3 separate regions of the Homo sapiens genome follow, and regions 1 and 2 are each linked to region 3. Evidence: read pairs that join two places in POLR2A ChIA-PET (ENCODE). Cell type or tissue: A673. All regions are shown on one strand.

Region 1 (8,000 bases), 570 kb before region 3:
AGCACTTCTAGGCTGCATGCTCTAACTCTGAGGGCCTGGTATCAGTCCCCTTGCTTTATTCTCTGTCCCCTTGAGGTTAGGAACCTGCTGCACTGGAGTGGCCTGGTCCAGTTCCTGGTCCACTTGCCACAACACTCCAATGGGTGGTGTCATCCAAAGTGCTTTGTCATGGCTGTAGCTGCAAGATTCTTACTTGCTGATGCATGCCAGAAGCTGCAGTAGCATAATGGGATGCATGTATTTTGCTGGGGTGGGGCACTGGCAGCCGCAGGTTAGCAGTGATTCTCACCAGTTTTCCCAGCACTCTGTAATTTCAGTGTAGAGATGAATCTATCTTGGTTTCTCATTTCTTGTTCTAGCTGGAGAGTATTCTGGTATTTTTCAGTGTCAGAAACTGGATCCCCCAGAACAAAATCATGTTTCTTGGTAGTAACCTGGCTTGACCTTCCCTCTCATGGTGACTACAAGGGGAGCACGCATACCCATGCATATAGCAATGTATATATCCACCTACCTGCCTTACAGGGCATCTGGGAGAGCCACGATTTTCTTAAATTTGTGTGTGTGTGTGTGTGTGTGTGTGTGTGTGTGTGTCTACAAGTAACAATCATGAAGTATAATACCAATTCCTACTATTAATGTATAAATCTAGATACTAGTTAAGAAGTGGTAAAATTGAAATATCAATATTATCAACTTGCATGAAAAAGATAAAATACTCTACAACTTTTGATAATGATAATTTATCATAAGCAACCATGTAAGTATTTAAACATGATATACAAAAATTTTAATTTAATTTCTAAATATAAGTGTATTTAAGAACCCTAAAAATTTAAGTTGCTACTGCCACAGTAGACTGAAATTTCTAAAACTAAAATTAATAAAGTACTTCCAAATAATTACAATAAGTCATGAAATGTTGTCAAATTTGGCGTTATTATTGGTAGTGTATAAATTATGCAAAACTCTTGATTATAGTGATTATCAGTGATTTTGCTTAAATACAGATGATATATATTTTATGAAAAATATGTGATAATTTATGAATTATTTGTCTTAAGGTTATTACTTATCCAACAGCACTGGTCCATCAATAGAATACTCAGATATGTGCAATATAATTGAATGAATGATTCTTTTATATTTTGCCAAATTTCAATGTTATAAAAATTTAGCTTTAAATTTTTCTAATTTGTTGTTATAAATGAACATATATCAAGGTTTGAGAATGAGATATATTTATTTAACAGATTGGCAATTGGATTTAGATCCTTTGAATATTTACTCATAAGGCATATGGTCCTCCATTTGTACTCTGGCCCCAAGTCCGGGCAGATATTATGTACTGACCTGATGCTAGTTTCTTCACAGTTTAAGTCCTTTATCCAGCCCCTCCATTTTCCTTGCCATTCTTCATGTGGGAAACATTGACAAAGTCAACAAATCTGTTGATCTACCTGTATGGAGCTTCTCTCTCTTTTTAGCAAATTTAGACCCTGAACAAACTCCTTTGCTTTCTCTGTGGTTTTAGCCTCCCACTCTCTTTTGTATAAAATCCTACATGGAGAATTCAGTCCTCTTCATCATCTCTGAGATTCTTCATCCCCCTTGAAGGCACTTGACATGTTTTCATTTCCCATGCATACTATCTCCTGCCATGATGGGAATATAGACAGGTCCATGCATGGAGAAAAAGGATGGGGGTGTGATGGTGGAGCTTCTTTTTCTTTCCCATCAATGAATACATACCATTTTTGTTGTGCTGGAATAAGCACCGAATTTGGAGCCAGAATCCATATTAAATGGGTTCAAGCACTAGTTTTATTCTACTTGCTATTGCCCCTAGAAAGATATGTTGTCTTGGGCTTTTCGTTTGCAAAGTGAAGAGGGACAGAGAGGGAAATGGATGGTGATATGGTCTGGCTCTGTGTTCCCACTCAAATTTCATGTCAAATTGTAATCCCCATGTGTTAGTAGAGGGGCCTGGTGGGAGGTGCTTGGACATGGAGGTGGATTTCCCCCATGCTATTCTCATGATAGTGAGTGAATTCTCATGAGAACTGATGGTTTAAAAGTGTAGCAGTTCCTCACCTCACTCTCTCTCCTGCCACCATGAGGAGAAGGTGCTTGCTTTCCCTTCGCTTTCCACCATGGTTGTAAGTTTCCTGAGGCCTCTCCAACCATGTTTTCTGTTAAGCCTGTGGAACTGTGAGTCAATTAAACCTCTTTTCTTCATTAATTACCCAGTGTGAGGTAGTTCTTTATAGCAGCGTGAGAACAAAATAATACAGATAGTTTCTTCCTAACCCAAACCTTATTATGGAATAATAGGTGAATTCTCCACCTCTGCCAGGAAGGAATTAAGAGGGAGAGAAAATGAACCTCAACCACTACCACTGAAAAAGTGGTGCAGTAAAAATAGGCATTTGGGAGACACTGAGCTGGAAGATCTACAATTCTAGCTCCTAAGATCACCATGTTCACTCCTATAACGTGTAGGCATGGCAAGATAGTGGCATCTCAGCAGATTAAATTATTTTCAAAAATAATGGGCTTCTTTTATAGGCTACAGATTTACTATAAAATAATTTGAGCTATTTTCCTCTTTGGCTCCCCAAGGAGATAAATAAGAATTTGTTTTCTGGATATTTGGGATTTTTCTCCAAGGAACAGTTAGGCTATTGTATTCAAGGTCAATCATCAGTTAAATAAATTTAAAAAAACTATTTTGCTAAAGTAGCAACATATTCTGCACTCTTGGAATGTGACTGAACTCTATAATACAGTGTAAGTGGCACTATGCCAATTTCACAGGTAGCCTGGGCTAGTTTGGTCTGGCTTCCCACTTCCTGTCTGCCCCACAGTTTTGTCAAAGGCACAGCTTACAGAGAGAGAAAGGCCAATGTCCAAAATGGAAAAAAAAGAGAGAGAGAGAGTTCTTCAGCAGGAATGTACCTAAAGCTTGTCACTTAATGATAATTAGACTTGGGTAGGAGGAATGAAAGGAAGATTCATTATCAGACAGCTGTTTTTTTTTTTTCACTAGAATTTGGTTTAGAGGAGAAATGTGAACTGTCATAACTAATATCAACCATGCTGGTATCTCTTTCAAATACATAAATACCAAAACTGAGGGCAGAAACCCCAGGATAGAAAGCTACATGCCATGCCATTTGGGATTATTTCCTTTTTATTTGTAAGAGATCAAACATGATTAATATCTGCCCTAACTCAAAAGGAAACATTGTTAGCTTAAAGAAAAGCTCTTCTAATTCTCCTCATCTTACCTGAACTGAACACCTTCTCTGATGGACATTGATACCCTCCAAATAACATTTCTTTGGAAAGTGCACCATCTTTTCTCATAGCTAAAAAGTGTATGAAATATGGCATAAGTGGAAAAACAGTATATCCTTTAAGATGATGACAACGTTAGGTTTATGTTAGGGCCTCACACTCTTGCCTCAGGGGAAGAAACGGAAGAGAGAGATGATAATGAGAAATTTATCTGATTCTACTGAGGCCTTGCCTAAAAATTCAATTCTTCAGATTTTTAATATGTGCTCACTTTTGTCCTTCAGATATTGGAAGGTACTCAATATTGTATGAACATTCTCTGGTGGTTCGTGAAATCATGGTGACTTGGGTCTGGGCCCAATCTCAATTCATTTGCAAGGTAAGCATCAATGTTGCCAGTATTGCACTTCATCGGGAAAATGTTCTCTCACTTCTGTTATTATCATGCCTACGTATTCTTTATGAACTAGAAAAATTTATTTTATCATTCCCCTCCCAATACATACACATGCACATGCACACACATAGAGTCAACTCTCGTAGGTTTTGTGGGATATATAAAAAGCTGTATGTGAAAGCAAGAATCTTTTTTTTTTTTTTTGAGATGGAGTCTCGGTCTGTCACCCAGGCTGTAGTGCAGTGGCGCGATCTCGGCTCACTGCAAGCTTCGCCTCCAGGGTTCATGCCATTCTCCTGCCTCAGCCTCCCAAGTAGCTGTGACTGCAAGTGCCTGCCCCCACGCCTGGCTAATTTTTTGTATTTTTAGTAGAGACGGGGTTTCACCATGTTAGCCAGGATGGTCTCAATCTCCTGACCTCGTGATCCACCCGCCTCCTGACCTCATGATCCACCCGCCTTGGCCTCCCAAAGTGCTGGGATTACAGGCATGAGCCACCACGCCTGGCCAAAAGCAAGAATCTTTAGAAAGAAATATCCTACAGGGTATGAATGCAAACAGCAATATGATACAGTATTGAAAATAGGTGCAAAAATAAGTAACTCCCTTTGCCCTATCTTTGTGCAGGTGTCATATCAATCTTGCATAGTGATTTATACTAGTTGTGTCTAATTGACTCCCACCATTTACCATCAAAGCTAGGCTGCAATAGCTTAAATCTGTTCAATTGAGTCAATTGCTCAATTTGAATAAGCCATACCCTTTGCTCTGGGGGTAAGTATATAACATGTTCACTTTTAAAGAAATGGACTGGCAATTTCTAGAGAAGTATTATTTATCTAAAAGTAATAAAAACTCTTAAATATATGAGGAAGTTATTTACATAGAAGCTATTTTATAATACATTATACCACACTCTATGGAATGCAGACTCTGGAAACAGACTGGCTGTGTTTACATCCCGTATCTTACCAACTGTGTAACCTTGGGCAAGATACTTAGCCTCTCAGTGTCTTTGTTATTTTGAAAGTGGACAATAATGACAGTACTAACCACATGGGAATGTTATGTGGTTAAAATGATTAATAAATGTTAAGTAATTAGAACTGTGTCTGGTATATAGGAAGTTCTATGGAAGTTTTTTTAACATAAAAATTGTATCTTCCTTATAGGATTAGATACTGTAATGGTTAATACTGAGTGTCAACTTGGTTGGATTGAAGGATGCAAACTATTGATCCTGGGTGTGTCTGTGAGGATGTTGTGAAAGGAGATTAACATTTGAGTCAGTGGGCTGGGAAAGGCAGACACAACCTTAATCTGGGTGGACACCACCTAATCAGCTGCCAGCGTGGCCAGAATATAAAGCAGGCAGAAAAACATGACAAGACTAGACTGGCTTAGCCTCCCAGCATACATGCTTCTCCTATGCTGGATGCTTCCTGCCTTTGAACATCGAAATCCAGGTTCTTCAGCTTTGGGACTCAGACTGGCTTCCTTGCCCTTCAGCTTGCAGACAGTCTACTGTGAGACCTTGTGATCATGTGAGTTAATACCCCTTAATAAACTTCATATACATATATACACACATATATATGTGTGTGTATATATACTATATTGCATATATATACACACACACATATGTACACACTTATATATGTGTGTGTGTGTATATATATATATATCTTATTAGTTCTGTTTCTCTAGAGAACACTGACTAAGACAGATAAGTAAACTCTTCTAAAGCACTAAGATAGTACCTGGCATGTAAGTAATTACTACATGCATTCCCTAGTATTACACAGATTGGAAATTATTTACATTTTCCATTAACCACTCACTACATTGGTGCTGATAAAGGGATATAACAATTGGATAAAGACAAAAAGTAGCCTTTATTTAGCACCAGCTATGTGTCAGTCACCCCATTAGCTATGAGCATTAAATTGTCTCTGCCAATTTTCACTAAAACCAAATAAAGTACAACTGCCACAGTTTTACATAAAAGGTGATAAAACCCAGGAAGGTGAAGCAAGAGACAAACCATAAAAACATGAAGCAAATGAGTCCTGGAGAACTCAGACTTGCCAGACACCAAAATCCAAGCTCGTTCCGCTAGATTTCATAGTTTGTGTTTTCAAGGAGCTAACAACTTAGTGAGTAGATAAATACACATAAATAATTATGGGCATACCAGGCATTGACAAACATCTAAACAAAGATATAAGCAGTATGTGAACACAGCAAAGGGAGACACATCAGATTGGAGAGGATAGAGGAAGCGCTTTAGAAAAAGGATGACATTTGTTCTCAATGCCAGAGAAAAGTATTCCTTCAATAACAATGATCACTGGCTGCAGAACATGTTTTGCATTGGGTAAGATATTCAACGAAGAGCAGGGTGCAGTGGTAAATGTGGGCAAATGAGTGAACACTGAACCTGGAGTAAAGGGTGGATGGACTGGAACAGGGTAAAGGAAAAAGACTAGGAGAAAAAGTGGAGGGCATTGTGAAAAACATCCGCAAAATCTCATGCCTTGGGACTCTTAAAACCTTGGAGAACCATGCTGAACACAAACCTTGTGTGCTTTCTCAGACTTAACTGCCTGTTTATCTACAAAGGTTACATGTGCCTCTTGGGCAACTATGCCCATGCTATCTTTGCATAGCTCCCCAGCAGCTGTAGTCTGAATTGAAATCACAGAAATGAAGAAACTTGCCTCCCTCATGCCAAGCCCTCTCAGTGCTAAGGTATCTCTCCACTTTCTAACCTGGAAAAAACACCCTATAGAGAGGCTTGGGGTCTGATTGCAGGCACAGCTGCCAAGAGGTTGAAGGATGCAACCTTGGGGAGTTAGCTCGGCATGGAGTAAACTTGGATCAATGAACAAAAAGAGGTTGCAGGGTGCGAGGAAGGTGAGTTCCCTTTCATTTCTTCCTTCTTTGGGCTATTCTGAGGTGCAGTTTCTGCTGAGTGCCTAGCACACACATGTGCTGAGCGACCTGCTATGTCCCATTGCAGTTCACTGTGTAGCAAATGCCAGCTAGATGGCTCAGAGCATCACACTGCTTTGCATCTACCCTTGCTTTGCATCTACCCTTGCTTTGTTTCTCTTTTTTTTTTTCCTACCTTACAACGGGCTTCTCCCTCTCAAATTAAAAACTAAACAAAACAAAAACAGAACTTTAATCCTGCCTCAGGCTCTGCTTCCTAGCGGACTAGAACTAAGGGAAGAACAATGTGTTTCCCTATTTATCTGTACACTTGTCTATCCCTAATTTTCCAGCACTTCTTACCAATCCTTTAAAAATCCTGAAAAGTTTCATAAAGAGAGTGAATTAAACCATGCATGGTGATGCATACCTGCAATCCAGCTACTCAGGAGACTGAGGAGAGAGGGTCACTTGAGCCCAGGAGTTCAAGGCTGCAGTGAGCTAGGATCACAACATTGCACTCCAGCCTAGGCAATAAAATGGTGAGATCTCATGTCTAAAAATAAAATACAATAAAATACAATAAAAAATAATAAATAAAAGAGAGAAAAAATTAAAATTCAACACTATAGGTCAAACCACAGTTATATGGAGATGTCATACATTATTTTATTGGAAACTCTGATTAATGACATAGAATTCACATCTTAAGATGCTAGTGCCATTCTCAAACACCATAGTTAAACACTCTCTTAAGAGTTTTCTTAGTGCTTCTAGTAGTTGCCTTCTGGATAATGCAAACAGATTTACCCGTATTCACTCATTTATTTATTTATCAATAATTGACTAAATTTTTAGCTCTAGTAACTATCCTAAGTATTGAGATAGAGAGGGGTGTGTGTGTGTGCATGCTTGGTCATATAACATTCCTAGGAATTTTACAATCAGACGTCAATTAAAAATAACATATCACATTCAGAATCCACACATAATACCATGTAGTATCAATATTCTGATTACAAACTTGGCTTGTACTTTTGCTCTAAGAGTGGCAAAAGGAGACACCAGTGACACTGCAGTTATAGTTCTACCTTTGTAATACCAATATTGTCAACTAAAAGGGAAAGATTTCTATCACTTAAGTGGTAGTTAAAGCACATATATTAAGTTATCATTTTAGTTTTGTATTAGCCAGTGAGTTTGAACTTATGCAGAGTCTTTTTTGATGTATACATTTAAAGGTTTTGTTTCTATTTACCCCCTTTTAGCAAAGTAAAACTCAATCCCATTGCCTTGCCTCTCTTTATTGTCACTGTGTCTTTTCTGGAATTGATAAAATCAGATTATCTGCTTTATTTTTTCTCGGTAT
Region 2 (8,000 bases), 650 kb after region 3:
ACCACTGGTCACCTTCAAAAGCATAACCGTGACCTGCCCATGGGCTCCTTCCCCAGGCTTCTACCATACGCAGATCAAAGCCAAACAAATAAGCGAGTACGTTATTCTTTCCCTACTAGCAACCCTGTTTTTTGTACACTCACGTATTTTCTTTCCTTGTCTTTTTAAATGCACCTATGATGCTAGATTCTGTGAAACCTCACTCTGTTTAAACTAAACGGAACTGTAGTTGTGCTTTCATATTATTTAATAATTACCATAGGATTCAGGTTATTTTTAACCGAAGGGTTATTTCTAACCATCAGATTTTTTCCACATTGATGAGGCATTCAAGGCGCCTGTCTGATTCTATCTGAACCAGTGTGATGGTAGCAAGATAAATACCATTATGCCTCCCCTGTCTCCCACCCACACACCTTCAGAAACTAGCCTTCTGTTGTGGGGTGGGTGTAACGCTGCCTGGAATCCTCTTCCCTCCTCCTCCACCCCTTTCCTCCACCCCTTTCCTCCACCCCTTGCTCACTTCCTTCATGTCCGTGTTCAAATGTTACTTGAGCAGCCAGGCCTTTCCTGACAATCCAAGAAAAAAGAGCAACTTTCATCCCTGCATCAGCACCCTGGCCTCCCTACACAAAATGATGATGTGGCAGCCACAATACCTTGCTGATTGGGATACAGTAGATGAATGATTATTAGCACTGGCTGCTCACTGGATTCACCTGGGGAGCTTTGACGTCACTGTCTAGGCCCCACCCACTGAGATCCTAATTCACCTGGTCTGCTTGAATTAGGCTGCTAGCATGAGCATATTAAATCTCCCCGAGATCAGAGGGGAGAAGCTTGAATGCTGTGAGTCAAACAGACTCAGCCAGGCCTGAGGGGTCATTTGATAGGGATGGTTTATTTTGAGTATCCACATAATCAGATAGGTCAATTATTTCCCCAATCATCACTAGATTGAGGAATACGTTATTTTTTAAAATTTCATTTTAAGTTCTGGGAAACCTGTGCAGGACGTGCAGGTTTGTTACACAGGTAAACGTGTGCCATAGTGGTTTGCTGCACCTATCAACCCATCACCTAGGTATTAAGCCCAGCATGCATTAGCTATTTATCCTGATGCTCTCCTTCCTTCCCCGACCCCCGACAGGCCCCAGTGTGTGTTGTTCCCCTCCCTGTGTCCATGTGTTCTCATTGGAAGAGGTTATTCTCACTTCACTTTGTTTTCCACAGACTCAAATGTCAGAACTCGCTGGTAGGAAGAATGTATCTTAATTCCTGGCTCCCAGCCTGTCTTCCCAATGGCCACTAAATGGTAATGACATCTAGCCAATGAGTATTTCCCTTTGGCCCAATGATGTTACAACTGCTTAAAGAAATTGAGGCAAGGTATAAAAAATATGACCTTCAACCCTCAGATGCCTTGTCAAGAAGGTAAAATACAGAGAAGAAAAGTTATTCAATTTCTGGGTAAGTTTGGGTCTTCGAAGTGCCACCTTCTCTTAACGGTTAGGTCCTTATTCTCTCCCCATTGGCCCAAACTCTGATTCTCCCCACTCCTTCCTTTAGCACAGCTGAAGTGAGATTTGACACAGAAAGCCAGCCTTTGCTGGAGGCAGAGCCCCAGGTACTTGTTTTTCCACTGGAGAGAGGATTTTCAGAGTGGCCCAGTCAGCAGCATCCCTCTCCAAATGGGCATTGACCTGACCTCAGTGTGGCTCCTTTTCCACACTGCTTGCAGGAGAGTCACTGCAAGTTGCTGGGCCAGTGGCTTCCCCCATTCCCCATTTTCTGAGCTTGACTTTGAACCAAAGTTGAACAAACCTCCGAACCTCAGAGGGGAAACCCAGAATACACAGCCAGATTTTTCTAACCCCTACTTGAAGTCATCAGACCCCCAGCGTATGCCTGAACTCAGCCAATGCTTGTTCAGCGACCAGCCTCAGCCTTGCTAAAAAATTCATAAACCACAGAACAGCTGGGCCACAGTCTGCTTTCAGAGCAAAGCCTCCACTATCAGGTTTTCATCTGGGCACTACTGAAGAACTGAGTATTTATTCCTGACAGAGACTTGAAAGAGGAAATCTTACTGGCTGTCTACTCAGAGTCACACAAGGACAGACTTGATGGGAATCCCATGCATATTCCAATGAGATAAAAGATATTATTCATTCCTAAAATGTCTTCAGAGACTCCATTAATGGAGAAATTCCAAGTGACAGATATAACCCAAAAAAATCCCCTCATATCTGCATACAATTGCATTAGAATGAATCAGGGGAAAGGATGCTTAATATTTAGGCCCTCCCTAAAATCATGTTTCTTTCCTTTACATCGCAAAAGATAAGAACTGCCTGGAGAAAGTGACAGAGGGGGAAAGAGATCCCCTGGAAAACATGTGGGACCAGTTAGACACTCCTTTTCCCCAACGGGAGACATTTCCTTAGGAGTTTGCCATATTTAGACAATTTCTATGGAGACTTGTTCTGCCAAGAATTTCCTCAGTCATGACAAGCTTGGTAAATATGACCTTGCTAACACAGTGAAACTCCATCTCTACTAAAAAATACAAAACATTAGCCGGGCGTGGTGGTGGGTGCCTGTAGTCCCAGCTGGGAGGCTGAGGCAGGAGAATGGCATGAACCTGGGAGGTGAGCTTGCAGTGAGCCGAGATCGCACCACTGCACTCCAGCCTGGGTGACAGAGCGAGACTCCGTCTCAAAAAAAAAAAAAAAAAAAAATTACCTTGCTATTATGCCATCAAGGTTCTAGGCATGGATGATCTTTCTAAATAGGCATTTTAAAAATTTATCCTTTCTTCAAAGACTATGTCTTAAGGAAGAAGGAGGAGAAACTAAATCTCTGAAAGCTTGTGCCCAATCAAATGGGGAGCCCAAAGCAAGATTCTTAGATTCAGGAAAACCAATTTTCTGATACGAGGGTTTGGTTTTGGGTTTTTTTTTTAACAAGGAAAGGTAATTTTCTTGCAGTTCACCAATCACAACTCTCTGATAACTAGCATATTATTATTGCACTACATTGGTAGTGCACTGGTAGTGCAACAATAATTACTGCCCATGATGGTGATCTTCAAGCCCTACAAGACTCTTTTTAGTTGTAACAATAAGATAATGTACTGTGCTTTTGATTGTTCTCAGACTTTGAAAACAAATAAAGCAATAATATGCAAAGCGATTCTAAGTTAATTGTCTTAATTCCATTCTACGTATATGCTAAGTAATGTGCCCAACTCAACAAATATTGGATGAATGGAAGGAAGGAAGGAAGGAAGGAAGGAAGGAAGGAAGGAAGGAAGGAAGGAAGGAAGGAAATTTTATTACAGCATAGAGATACCCTACCTGCCGTAGATAAACTGGCTCAGGGGAAAGCTGGTTAATTCAGGATCAGAAATTCCATTTTCATAATTCTAGTAACCCACATAAATTTATTGCTTATTTTCACAATCTATAGAAAGTCCCTAACAAAAATAAAAGGTGAAACAAGCAGAGTACAAGCTTTCAATTAGACCAACACTAGTCTGTGTGCCATAGACAATGCTTTACATTTGCGTCAGAACTTTATGTTTCAAATCACCTTCACAAACACTACTCTGGGTTCTCACAACAACCCTGTGAGACAAATGTGACAGGTAAATCATTACTATTTTCCAATAAGGTAGCAGAAGCCAAAAGAAATTAAATGCCTTGCTCCAGTCACACGGCTAGTTTGAGACAGGATCAGAATTAGATCTAGGAATCTTTTCATCCCAGTGGACTTCTCCAGACTGAGGGAGTTCTTCTGTTCACTGGAGAGTATGTCCTCTGTCCAGGAATAGAAGCAGGGGTTGAGCACAAGCTGAGGAGTCCACAGAACACTAGGCACACACAAAGTCAACCAATTTTCCAGAGTTAGGATACCATGATCTTGCTTATCCCTCCGCACACCATTGTTCTTACTCTTTTCCTTCTGGTTCTCCCTCATCCTTCACCACATCCTCTCCTCCTGTCAAATTCTTCCACAAGGTGTTCCCAGTTACCCTAGTCCAGGCACTTCTTCCTCTTTTAGCTCTTACAGTGGTACTTCTTGTGGCATCTGTTACATAGAACCTTGTCACATCTCTCACAGAGATATCTTTAATTTCAGTTGACATCTTGAGTTGTCATTTTACCTCATTGTGGGTATGCCCACAAGTGAACTGTACCTCCTCCAGGACAAGGAGGACATGTAGAGGACATCCACTGTTTCCAGCATACAACTCATGACTTCCATCTTGATTAGCATCCAAGTCCCCTTGTTCTGATTATTGCACCCCTGGTGAGGATCACTCCTCTCCACTCTCAGTCCCTATGACTTGGGGGTACCCAAAACCTTCTTCATATGCCAGAAATGGACACAGGATCCAACTCATGATCTTCCTGTACCAGAGATGGACACATGATCCAACCAAACAATGAGACTCAATTCTGAGGTCTTTGATGGAAGTGGAAAAGAGAACCTTGCTTTCTCCTGAGACTGCAAACAGGGATGAAGATTTAGGCCCAAGGGTGCTGAAAGCCTCATGTAGAGCCAAGCTCTGAATCCAGCACAGCACCGGAGAAAGCAGAAAAAAGAGATGAGCAATTACAAGGTCTGGATGAGAACACTTGAGTGTCTGGATCCAGCCATATCTAACCCCTGGACTTATGTGGATACATGAACCATATATTTCCTTTTTTTGTTTAAGTCGGTTAGAACTGGGTTTCAGCTGGGGTACCCTCATTTCTTTATAGGAAGGTCTTTGGAGGGCAATCTAATTTGGGGAGAGACTATGGGACTTTCTTAGAACTGAATATGAATAGCAAGCTTGTTGATTACAGATCAATAAACATAGGAAAGTTTGGGGGATTGGGGGGCTTTGTTTTATTGTGTTTTGTTTTTTGTAGAGAGGAGGTCTTGCTATGTTGCCCAGGCTGGTCTTGAACTCCTGAGCTCAAGCAATCCTCCCACCTCAGCCTCCCAAAATGCTGGGATAACAGGTGTGAGCCACCATACCCAGCCAAGAAAATTCTTAAAATGCTTTTATTCACAGTTTACAGAAGATTCAGAAAAATTTCACTGTCCATAGCAAATGGAAAGAATAATAATTACATAAAATTATATTAATATACTAGTCATGAAAAGCATTATTATTACTATCACTGTTCATCAATTCTTAGATGCACATTATTCTCACATTTTCATAATCCCTAAAATCAGAGTGTATCACGTAATCAATACGTTTTTATAATCTGTGGGCTTGAAATGAAGTCGAATTCTTCCAGAAAGGATTCTGCATTTGTTTCTGCCAAACTTACTTAAGCCCACTGGAAATTGATTTCTCTGCTTGAGAATTATTGGACCCCACCAATGGTGTAAATTCAGACTTTAGACCTGTGTGACTACAGGTTGGCAGGTTGAGTGTCCCTTTTCCAAAATGCTTGGGACCAGGAGTGTTTTGCTTTGCAGATTTTTTCAGATTCTGGAATATTTGTACATACATAATGAGATCTCTTGGGAGTGGGACTCAAATCTAAACATAAAATTCATTTCCTATACACCTTAGACACACAGTGTGAAGGTAATTTTCTGCATTATTTTTAATAGTTTTGTACACAAAACAGTTTTGATAACATTTTGACTGGAGCCTATTGTGTGACGTCCGGTGTAGAATTTGCCTCGTGTGGTATCATGTTGGAGCTCAAGAAGTTTTGGATTTTGGAGAATTTAGGATTTTGAATTTTCAGATTAAGGATGCTCCATCTGTATTAGATTATGGCTCAGATTCTCACAGAGACTTGTATTTTCTTCCCTCTGCAGAGGCCCAAGGCTGAGACATGCAAGTTTCCTTGCTGGCCCTGCTGGAGAATTTTCCTTACCCCTTTCACCGAGTGCGTAGCTCTTTGGTGTCCTGCCTATGAAGAGGTCTCCTATTAGACCTCCCATCTTAGATATTTTTTCTTTATGCAAGTGGTACATAAAATAACAGTTTTTTTTAACAATAGAGGGCATCTTAACGTTGATAAAACATTGTATTGTTTTTAATATTAGAATTGGTTTTGGGAAACAATGGAGATTATGAAGTTGAAGAGATAGAATCCTACTGAATTACCTCTTGATGCTGCCAAAAGTTCCCTTTCACTAGGGAGCAAAAAGTCTAGACTAACAGCAAACTGTGTTGTAAAAATCTTTCTAAACATCATTGAATCTAGAATAAGGCCAGAAACATAGTAATTGCTCAATAAAGGTTTCATTTCTGAATTAACTAAAGAATAACTAATTAGAACTTGATGAACCTAAAGGCAACCAAAGGGGCAGAGGAAATGTGCACCAGGGCAGCTCTTGAGCTGAATGTCTTCTAAGCACAAGCCCAAGATGTAGTCCCTGTTGAGAGGGGCTCTCTTTTCAAAAGTGCCCAATTAAATATCTCTCCATATTGTGTGTCACCACCGGGAACACAAGTGCCCACATGTCTAGAGGCACTAGATGATGCAATTAAAATGGTTTTCTGCCATTTCATTTTAACATTACTGGATACTTAGGTAGATTCTCAACTGCCCACCTTGCTAATAGTGGTTCCAGTACCAAATAAGTATTTCTTTTTATTCAGTTAAGCATCCAGAAATGCCACAAAATTACTTGCCAGCATTATAGAAAACGATTCCAGAGAAGGTTGAACAAGATGCAACCTTTCACCCTCTAACTCTATTACCACTGGGGTGAAACCTTCGTTACATCCAGATTTATAACCCTTCTCGTTACATAGTGCCTAGTGGTTCTGCAAGCACGAAGCCTGCATTTGTTGCCACAAAGAAAACATTTGCTCAGTGAATTCTCTTGGTCTTTATCTCCTCTCTCTTGAGAATTGTTAGAAAATAGAGCATTGACTCCCGGTCTCTCTCTTTCTCTCTTTCCCCTTAGAGCCTCTTGCTGTATAACAAGATTGTTAAAGACAAATTGCTAACCATCCCTCTTACACACACACCTCATTAAATTGGTTGCACAATTTTCTTTCTTTCTCCAGGGTTGCCGTAGGAATATAGCCATTTATAATAACTGCCACCGTTGAATGTAACTGCTGGGCTCCGGTGAGAGTGCGTATATACTCTTGTTTTGCAAAAGGCTTTCTTTCAGGTACAAGTAATTTAGTTCTGTTTCCTTAGATGAATGATTGGCACATTAGGAGACCTGAGGTCACCTGGGGTTCATGTCAGTTTTTAATGAATTCCTTGAAATGCTGGGAACTACACAAGAGACTTCTGAATGGGCATATCTTATAGGCGATTTGTCATTATCATCATCATCTTCAGCATTATTGAAAAGCTAATGTTAAAGGACAAGAGTAAGCCTCCCTCACCACCTCAGCTCACTCAATGACAATACCAAGTTTCCAAAAAAATTAATGAAAATCCAGGGAGGAAGCACATATGTCCGGCAGGGCACTTGCTCACATGTCAAGAGGCCTGGAGCGAGACTTTTTCTATGCCTCTCCTGTGTTATGGCCTTTGAGCCTCAGTTTCCCAATGTATGAAATGGAAATAAAAATATCTTCCAATCTATATAACAGGAATTCTAAAACCATTCCAAGGGTTGCTTTGCATGAAAGTGTTTTGGAATGTACAAAGCGGCAAGCACTTGGAAGGTATCATGATTGACATACTAATGGGCTCACACAATTTGGCAAATAGCCTCCTCTATGTGACTTGAAGGGGCTTAGGAATCAGAAACAAAAAGAACAGGAAGAGAAGGAATTCTGGTAGCAACACACTTGCTGGGATTCCTGGGGGCTCCAGAACCCAGTTCTGAACACCGTAGCCCATAGCATTTAGCGCCCTCTGCAGAGTCAGAGCCCAGTAAATTAAATACACCAGGTCATCCACCAAGCAACTTACCCGGAAGCCCATGAAACAGAAAACAGTCGCTGCAGATTGTGAGAGGGAATTATCACCAAACCAAAACAAGGTAAATGCCCGGACCCCGCCTAA
Region 3 (8,000 bases):
TCTGCCTGTTTCTCGCTCCCCATGGGCAAAAGAGGAATTCAGCCCATGTCGCGGGGATTGCCCAGAGAAAATCAAGCTGAGAATGTATTTTAAGAGGATGATGTTGAGAGAAGAAAACCATAAGATGACACTAAGAACCAGGCGTCAGGCGCTCGACAAGGACTGTACAAGACAGCCACTGGCCAACAGAGATCATGGCAGAGCTTGCAGAGTAGCTGGCCTTTGGCTTAACAAAGGCAGGCTGATCTCTTCCCCCAAATCTGGACTCACGTGCCGAGTCAGAAAGAGAAACAACACTGGGACTTCACTTATATAGGGGGGAAGGGTGGGAGGGTGCAGAGCAGGCCAGCTACCCAAATCTCTAGACGCCTTGCAACAATTCGCAACGGAACTGTTCTGAGCCCTGTTTCATCTCACTCACTCTACACGTTTTCACTTTCATTGCATTTTTGCAACTCCTTTGGACCAATCCAGAGATACAGCCACAGGAGAGAGAGAGGCACCCTGGGAGCAAACGGTGGTGTTGGGGTGACAGAGAGAGAGAAATCCCCACAGCAATTCCAAATAAAAGTCGTCCCCACTTAGTAACGCATCGGAAGAAGGGCCTGGAGGGAAGACAGGAGAGGAGAGGGTGCAGCAAGCCAAGGCCCTCAGTTGAGAGCAAAGGCGGTGCGAGGTCCCCCACACTCCTTACCCAGGGAGCCGCCGGGGTGCCCCTGATGCTGATATGTCCACAAGCTGCCAACCCAGAGGGCCCAGAGCACATACCAGCTGGAGGATGAGTGGAAAGAAGGAGGAGAAAAGTCCATATTTATCTGTTTTTATAACCTCGGCCTGGTCTTATTTTTTCTATTAAGTACAATAAAATGGGTGAGCTTGCAGTGAACACCACACAAAGCAATGTTCAGTGAGGTCTAGAAGCGTTCGGCCGAGGAAAACTGACAAGACAGGCTAATGAACCGTACAGACAGGGAGAAAATAGCCAGCATTTGCTAGATTTCAAACTCTCGCTGTCTTTCTTAGACCACCTATCTTGGATTTATTCCTAATAAAATAAGAAATAAGCAGACCCTACACTTGTCTTTTCTTGAAGATAGAAGGGGGAAAAATGCTCCGGAACAAAGCCCCTACAATCAGAGGCGGTCACTGGCAGTTAACACTCCCATTATTATAGAGGGTAAATAAAATAAAGACAAAAATTAAAAGCGACAAGAAACAGGTCAAGTTTGCTAGCAAAGCTTTTACAAGCTCATCTCTTCAGGTCGAATCCCAGAGCCAGCCTTAATGAAGCAATAATAGCCACATTATTCAAAAATTTTCATTTCGATGGAAATGTATCTAAAAGGGACTTAATCATATGCAAATAATAAAAGGAGGTGGTAGTGACCCAGCAAGCAATATGCATACAGATTTTTTTTTTTCCCAGGGATGTTGAAATTGAAAAGCGCATACCTGGTCAGTTAGATTTGCTGATCTTGTTATATCTTCACTGTCTGATTTTGATCCTCCTTCTCTATCGTCTATCACCAAATCGATAGGCATTTTCCCTTTCAAACAGCTAATATACCGGTGGCAGAAATTGTCACATAATTCGTGTACCTACATTATGACAGAAATAAAAAAATGGGAATATAATCAGGAGTGCATAAATGACATTGACAAGTGCAATCCACCCCCCTTGTGAGATCCAAACTTCCAAATAGGGGAAACACAGGGCAATTGTCCTCCAGAGACCCCCAGACGCATCCAGAATTAGGAATAACTTTCTTTTCTTGCAAAATAGAGATATCCCAGAAAATTGACAGTGACAAGATGATTCACAGGCTACAACATATTCAACACCCGTGTTAAATTCATCTGCTCCTGGGGCTGTGGTCATTAGAGAGGTGACCTGCGTAGGTGACATTTAAGGTAAACTATTTAATTTCATCCAGTGACTTTATCATAAATCCCTTTCTAATGTGTCTAAGAAAAAAATGTATACGTGTGTATATATGCACATATATATTCTCCAAAGAACCTGTACTGTGGTGGCATAGGATAAATGCCTGACAACCCAAGTCCTTATTATATTTGTAATGAAGGTTTTTATCTCTAAGGGGTATATTTTAGAAAACTTTCTTTGAAAAAAAAATGGAAGGAAATCAAGTTGCCAGTACTCCTGATATGGGAAAACATACAGCCACACAAAAACATATCAAATTGATTTTTTTTTTTTTTTTTTTTTTTTACAAAAAGGAGAAGGAATGCCTCAAAATATTTAAGTGTAAGTGCAGAGGTTTCCTAGAGGTCCCAGGCATCACTGACATGCAAAAATTCACAAGAAACCCCAGTGTGCTTGCAATTTAATGTTAGTTTGAATTACAATGCATTAAGTTTTTATTGCTGAGATTTATAGAACAGCTAGCAAAATCATGTTATCCCACACCCTTTCTTGAGTGTGAAGGTGGAGTGTGTGCAGGATTCACAGATTCAAGAAATTGACACAACTATCAACTCTGCTTTGTCTCTGCAAAACGTTTAATGTGCCTCCCCACCACCTCCTCCAGACTCCTTCCCGCTCCTCCTCCTTCTCCCCTTCTGCCTCTCCCCTGTGTCTGATCTGCCCTTGCTCTCAAGACTGTCTTCCAGAAACTCACTACAACTGAATAAAACTTTTTTCTCCCTCAGAGGTAGCAAAGAAGAGAAGGAAGAGGATGAGAAGAGACAACAGAGGTATGAACTTGTGAAACAACCTCAGAGCAGCATTCGAAACATCAGCTGGGATGCACAGAATTGCAACTATTTACACAAAGCCAGCAAGTTATTAAGAATGAACACAAGGCTAGGGCGTTTGTGATCCCAGTTTTAGTGGCTGAAATTGTAATTAAACTGCGAAGAGAAATGGACGCTAAGATTGGCCTTGACACTAATTACCAGAAAGAAAGACATTTATGCAAATGTATCAGAAGGCTGAACTTCAGCCATTCGGAACCCTCCCCCCTGTGTGTTTGGGGGTAAGGGGTAAGTAAAAGGAAAAGAGGCTAGAGAAATTACCTTCTCTAATTCCAATAGATGAAACCTTAATACTTGTATGGCTTGAATCATCTGCAAAGATACAAAAACAATAAGCACCCCATTCCTGGCTTGCAGAAAACTGGCTGCCACAGCTCTACCATCTCCAGCCCACCCCCTCCCACCAGTAAATAGAGTTATTTTGATTTATGGCAATAACACTAAAACTTAATAGCAGCAACTGGGTACCATCTAGAGGTTTATATTTCTTAAGAAAAAAAAAACTAGCTAAAACAACAACACAGCATCTAAGTGAGGATCATAAACACTCTCCTCCCCCATGGCTCTCCCCTTTCTCAGTCCCACTGGCCCCACCCCACCCCAAAAGGGCCACAACACTGGACTACATGTGTCCTTGGAAGGAGTGGACAGAAAAATATTCCAAATGGCCCTCAAACTGTGGCTTTTCCCATTGCAAAGTTTCTGCTGCCTTCCTTACACCTTTCAGGCAAACTGGTTGTTTGGGGGCTCTTGTCCGGTGGCTGCCCTCGTGATGGGACTTAGAGGGCTAGGAAGTCCGCAAAGTTTAAGCACACATGCTGACAGGCCGGGAGATAAATCCCCGCGCTGATTAGAGCTGCGCAGCCCGGCTGTCATAAAAAACAAAAGCTCGCGTTTCCCCGCGCTGGCTCGCCCGGCCCCTCTCGAGATGAATTTATTTCCCCGGGATCTTGTCCCGGACCAGTTGTCCGTGTACAGAAACATTTGCAGCCAACCTGCAGGCACGGGAAGACCGGTCTAGAAATCTCAGGGCTCTCAAAGCAAAGCTGAGGGCGTTGGAGGTGGGAGGTAGGGGGTCGGGGGCGGGGGAGGGAAATAGGGGTCCGCTCTTACCAAGTTATCCAGTTCTGGATTAGAAGAAAATAGAGGTTTTTCTGCGCGAATCTAAATACAAGTGAGAAGGAGAGGGGAGAGGGAGGGGAGAGAAAAAAGAAAGAAAAATTTGAAATCTGGTCGCCTTCCTAGTTTCTTGCCTCATTACACTGTCGGGGGCAGGAAGTAACCCTCCGGGAGGGACCCGGTGACACCGAGTTCGTCCCGCGCAGAAACATTTCAGTGTGAATTAAATAAGCTGAAAACAAGCCCAGAGCTCAATCTTACTTCTACTAGCAACTACGGCTCTCGGGGAGGCTGCTCAGACCGCCGAGTCCACAGCAGCTACAACCGTGGTGTTCTTGATTTTATTCTGCAGAGTGAGCTCTCCACGTTTGCTTTCTGGAGGGTGAGTGGGGATGCAGATGGGTGATTTTAAGTTATCTGCAAACAGACACTCAGACAGAGAGAAAATCTGAGGTTGGAGGTAACATGCATGGCTTAAGGCCGACTACGTGCTGGCTACTTTTGAAAGTGTGCCGTGTGTGTGTGTGTGTGTGTGTGTTCGCGCGCGCGCGCGCGCGTGTGTGTTGGCGAAGGGGGGGCTCTCTTTTTGTTTCTTTTACTTTTTAACATCTATTTTGCTGACCTGTTTGGCGAACACGGCTATATCTTCATTGAATGACTCTGACGAGCAGACGTCCCCGCCCGCCACCCCCGGCTCGCGGGGGGTACAAGTAGCTAATTCACATTTCTCAAAAATCAGTGCTAAGAGAGGGAAGAGGGGGTGTCTGCAAGAAAATACAACAGTCACAAACAACATAATGGTTAGTCCCCAGTCAATGGAAAAAGGTGCCCAAGAAAAACAGCTGGAGGAGCAAGAGGAACAGACCCCCTCTCCGATTGTGTCATCTACTTTTTTCCTTTTCCTCCCCCTCCCCCAGACCCAGGTGACCGCTCACCTCCCCTTCCTCCTGGAGCCCTGAAGTCGGAGGCCCTGAGCCATGGACGGTATCTGAGGATCGGTTTAGCGTATCTGGCCGGAGAAATTGGCAACATTTGCTACGAATAAAACCCAAGCGTTTCCAGCAGCCATTTTGAATTAAGTTTCCCACCCGACAAGCCCTCGTCCCCTCCACTGCACATCCAGGATCCGGTGGAGGAGAAAGGCGCCGGGCGGAGAGTTGGGGAGGGCTGGTTCCTGCGGGTTCCTCCTAGGCGGCCGCGCGAAGCCCAGGCTCGGGGGATCTCGGTGGCAGGCGCTCAGCTAACTTGGGGAAAGGACGTCCATGGCCGTGGGGCCGACTGTCAACGGGCTGCACCTAGGGATCCCAACCCCAAGGCCCTCGGAGAGCCGGGAGGCTCCTCCTCAGCTCCACGCACATTCCCCTCCCTTCGCTGATAGCCCCCACCGCCCCCCAAAGAAAGTTCCTTCAAATGTTCCTGCAGTAGAGCCTTTCATTTTGTCTCTGCGAAGTGGCAAAGCAGCTAGTATTGCGAGGGGCCTAGATGTCGCTTGTCTCAGCCCATAAAAAAGAAAAAAAAAAAAAAAAGAAGAAGAAGAAGAAAGAAAGAAAAGCTTCTTCTAATGCCCAAGGAGGTATCTCAAGTCTTTTATTAGCTCTCACAGCTCAGCTGGGAATTTAACAGTTTGGGGTCCTTTACAAAGCTTCCCCAAATGTTCTGTCCCAGAGCCTAAACCACTTGTAGTTAACTCTGCGGACAGAACGGTGGGAATTAAACAAGCCCATCGCACAAGGGATCAGAAAATAAAATAAAAAGATTATATATATTTTTTTTTCCAGCGAGGGAGGGTCAGTGTGTCCTGATTTTTTAAAAATAAATAAATAGAAATAAAAGTTTCTGCAAAGTAAAAAGAGGTTCCCAAATTCATCGGCACACAGTAGGCACAAGTGAGTTTCAAAGGATTCTACTAGCCCAGGGTCTAATCGAATGGCGGAGGAGAAAGCAGTATAAACCGCAGCCAGAAAACAACCTCCGAGGAAGAGCACCCCGAATTTACTTATTTCTAAATCCTGCAGGTTTCGCCTTTGAGCACAAAGTGCTAAAACATCTAGAAGTTTCTTAATGTGTGTAACAATTCAGAGCAAGCTCCTCTCCTTGACTTCAGTGGTCAAACTCCCTAAATGCAAAACATGTTCCCCCTTGCTTGACCTGCAACTGTCCTGCTTTGGTTTTATTGTGCAGTGGCAGAGCCAGCATAAGGCTGCTGAGTAAACTCAGCAAGTCAGAACAATCAGTGGCTTAAAAGAGATTTTCCCTTAAACTAAAAGTTTCGTTACAACACAAAGGCGCCTGCATTTAGAAACCCCTAACGCTCTCGGGCGAAATCGAGCGAGGGAGGACTCCAGCCCGCTGAAGGAGTCTGAGAGGGGACAAGGGCCCTTTAGCCAGCTTCTTCTCATCTGGGACCCCCTTGCGGGCACTGCCATGGTGGAGCAGGGCACTGGATGTGCACAGAGTGTGTATGGGGATGTAGGGCTTCAGGGATGGCAGGCCACCTCCCCAAATTATCCATGAAATGTGAATGAAAAGTCACCAAAGATGTACCTCCAATCCAGAGAACTCTGACTTTCCTCTTACCAAGGGCACAGAGAAAGAGGGAAGCGTTGAGTCTCAACTACTTAACCTGCTGCCCATTGTACCTACCCATAAATGGCATCTTTATCTCTCTTTAAAGCGTCATTGACAGAGGAGCCCATGCTGGGGGCCATGGCGTTGGTATGAGCTGTGTGCGGGTACTGATGCGAGTGCAGAGGAGGCCCGTGGTTCAGGTGGTGGACCGGCTGCATGGACCTGGCTGCATGCGGGTCCCCATACATCGTGGAGGGGATGCCTACTCCATCCATGCCCCCGTAATGGGGTAGATCGTCGTACTGCATGACAAACAGGAGAGAAAGAAGGTTCAGGAGGCCAGGCGGGCAAATGGGAGAACGGCAAGGCACCGAGCTTATATAAGGTCAATACAGCTGGGTCCTTCCACCCGGAATTCGGTGGCCTTGCATCTATAAAGCTGAGTTTTTCTTATTTTAAAATTAAAGCTTTAAGTAAAAAATACAGAATTCTCAGCGAGACTCGTCTGGGATGAATGATCTTGCCCTAACTTGTGTCCCTATCAACTAGTTTAGAAATTCAGGCTCCTTTGGCAAGAAGGAAAGAAGAAAGAAAGAGAGAAAGAGAAGCATTCTCCCGAGGGTAGAAGGTGAAACGGGCATGTCTCTGGAGGAAGAAATTCAAAATCACAATAATAAAACGTGCCAGGACACTGCAGCAAACCCGCCTAGTTTCACAGCCCCTTCACATCAGGGGGAATTAAAAAAAAAAAAAAAAGTTACGATGGGAACAGCTACGCAAAGCACGTGAATTTAGACAGGCTTCTCATTTTATTTCCCTGCCAGCGTGAGGTTAGGCAGTCCTACAAGACACTGCATTTCTTTTGCTTTCCAAGACAAACTCTGCTAAATTATACAAAACTAACTGACCCCTTATAAGTGAAACTCAAAGGAGGGTAGCTTTTCCTGAACATCAGAGCTGAATTTAGAATTGGGCAATTCCCCACCCCCAAAGTTAAAGAAAATCTATAGTTGAAGCAGCTAATATTCTATTTTCTTATTTACTCTTATGAACTTTGTTTCCAGACTAGAAGTCAAGGAGGCAAATGTTACTCACCAGGTTTAAAGCAAATTCAAAAGCAAATGCACAACTTTCCATCTTCCTCTTCCAGAAAAAAAAAAAAAAAACTACTTTCATATTGATTGTCATTATTTTGTGTGTGTGAAATTTAGCTATTTAGGTTTTTCTAATTGGTTCATTCCAGGCAGTTATTTTCCCAAGATTTGGAGGCGCTGAGAGTGAAATGATTTTCAAAGAAAGGAGGAATTGCCACTTTCATCTCCTTAAAGCCAGAGGTGTGAAAAGAGTTTGGAAGAACGCTGACATTTGCCTGAACCAAAGGAGTAAAGAAAACTGTGTCAGCCTAGTAACTTTCTTTTGCAAACAGGGCTTTGAGGGCCAGGACACAAATTATGCAAGGAAGGCTTTTTGTAGACCCCCTTTCTTTTAAGAAACTACCTCAGTTGGGTTGTCATTGTCTCACTTTACTCTCACTGCAT

The links. ChIA-PET counts read pairs that join two places held together with the same protein. Peaks named below come from ENCODE experiments on the same cell type or tissue, not always from the same donor. Only the 100,000 strongest peaks of a DNase experiment are listed, where the experiment ranks them.
Region 1: POLR2A ChIA-PET joins it to region 3 with 5 read pairs; 2 of 35 experiments call an interaction of 5 or more read pairs at or near these places.
Region 2: POLR2A ChIA-PET joins it to region 3 with 5 read pairs; 1 of 35 experiments calls an interaction of 5 or more read pairs at or near these places.

What each region holds. Positions count from the first base shown.
Region 1 is chr2:67,010,702-67,018,701 of GRCh38, reverse strand. LOC105374785 (a long non-coding RNA gene) reads left to right here and starts at 3,589. Exons shown (of 3, transcript XR_940210.3): 1 at 3,589-3,679. In A673, no CTCF peak of the experiment used is centred here; no DNase peak of the experiment used is centred here.
Region 2 is chr2:65,790,580-65,798,579 of GRCh38, reverse strand. The region is part of intron 1 of LINC02934 (long intergenic non-protein coding RNA 2934); the gene reads right to left. Among named protein-coding and RNA genes, the nearest start is that of LINC02934, 4.5 kb to the right of the region's middle. In A673, a CTCF peak has its summit at 7,830 (motif pointing left); DNase peaks (open chromatin) are centred at 2,089, 3,369 and 7,739; H3K27ac peaks cover 7,370 bases.
Region 3 is chr2:66,436,501-66,444,500 of GRCh38, reverse strand. It overlaps MEIS1 (Meis homeobox 1), which reads right to left. Exons shown (of 13, transcript NM_002398.3): 2 at 6,538-6,764; 3 at 4,517-4,658; 4 at 3,889-3,939; 5 at 3,037-3,087; 6 at 1,453-1,599. It overlaps MEIS1-AS2 (MEIS1 antisense RNA 2), which reads left to right and starts at 4,171. Exons shown (of 2, transcript NR_046625.1): 1 at 4,171-4,276; 2 at 4,812-5,414. RefSeq lists a silencer at 550-844 and enhancers at 419-2,061, 3,861-5,060. In A673, no CTCF peak of the experiment used is centred here; DNase peaks (open chromatin) are centred at 4,080, 5,020, 6,220, 6,710 and 2 weaker places; H3K4me3 peaks cover 5,481 bases; H3K27ac peaks cover 6,125 bases.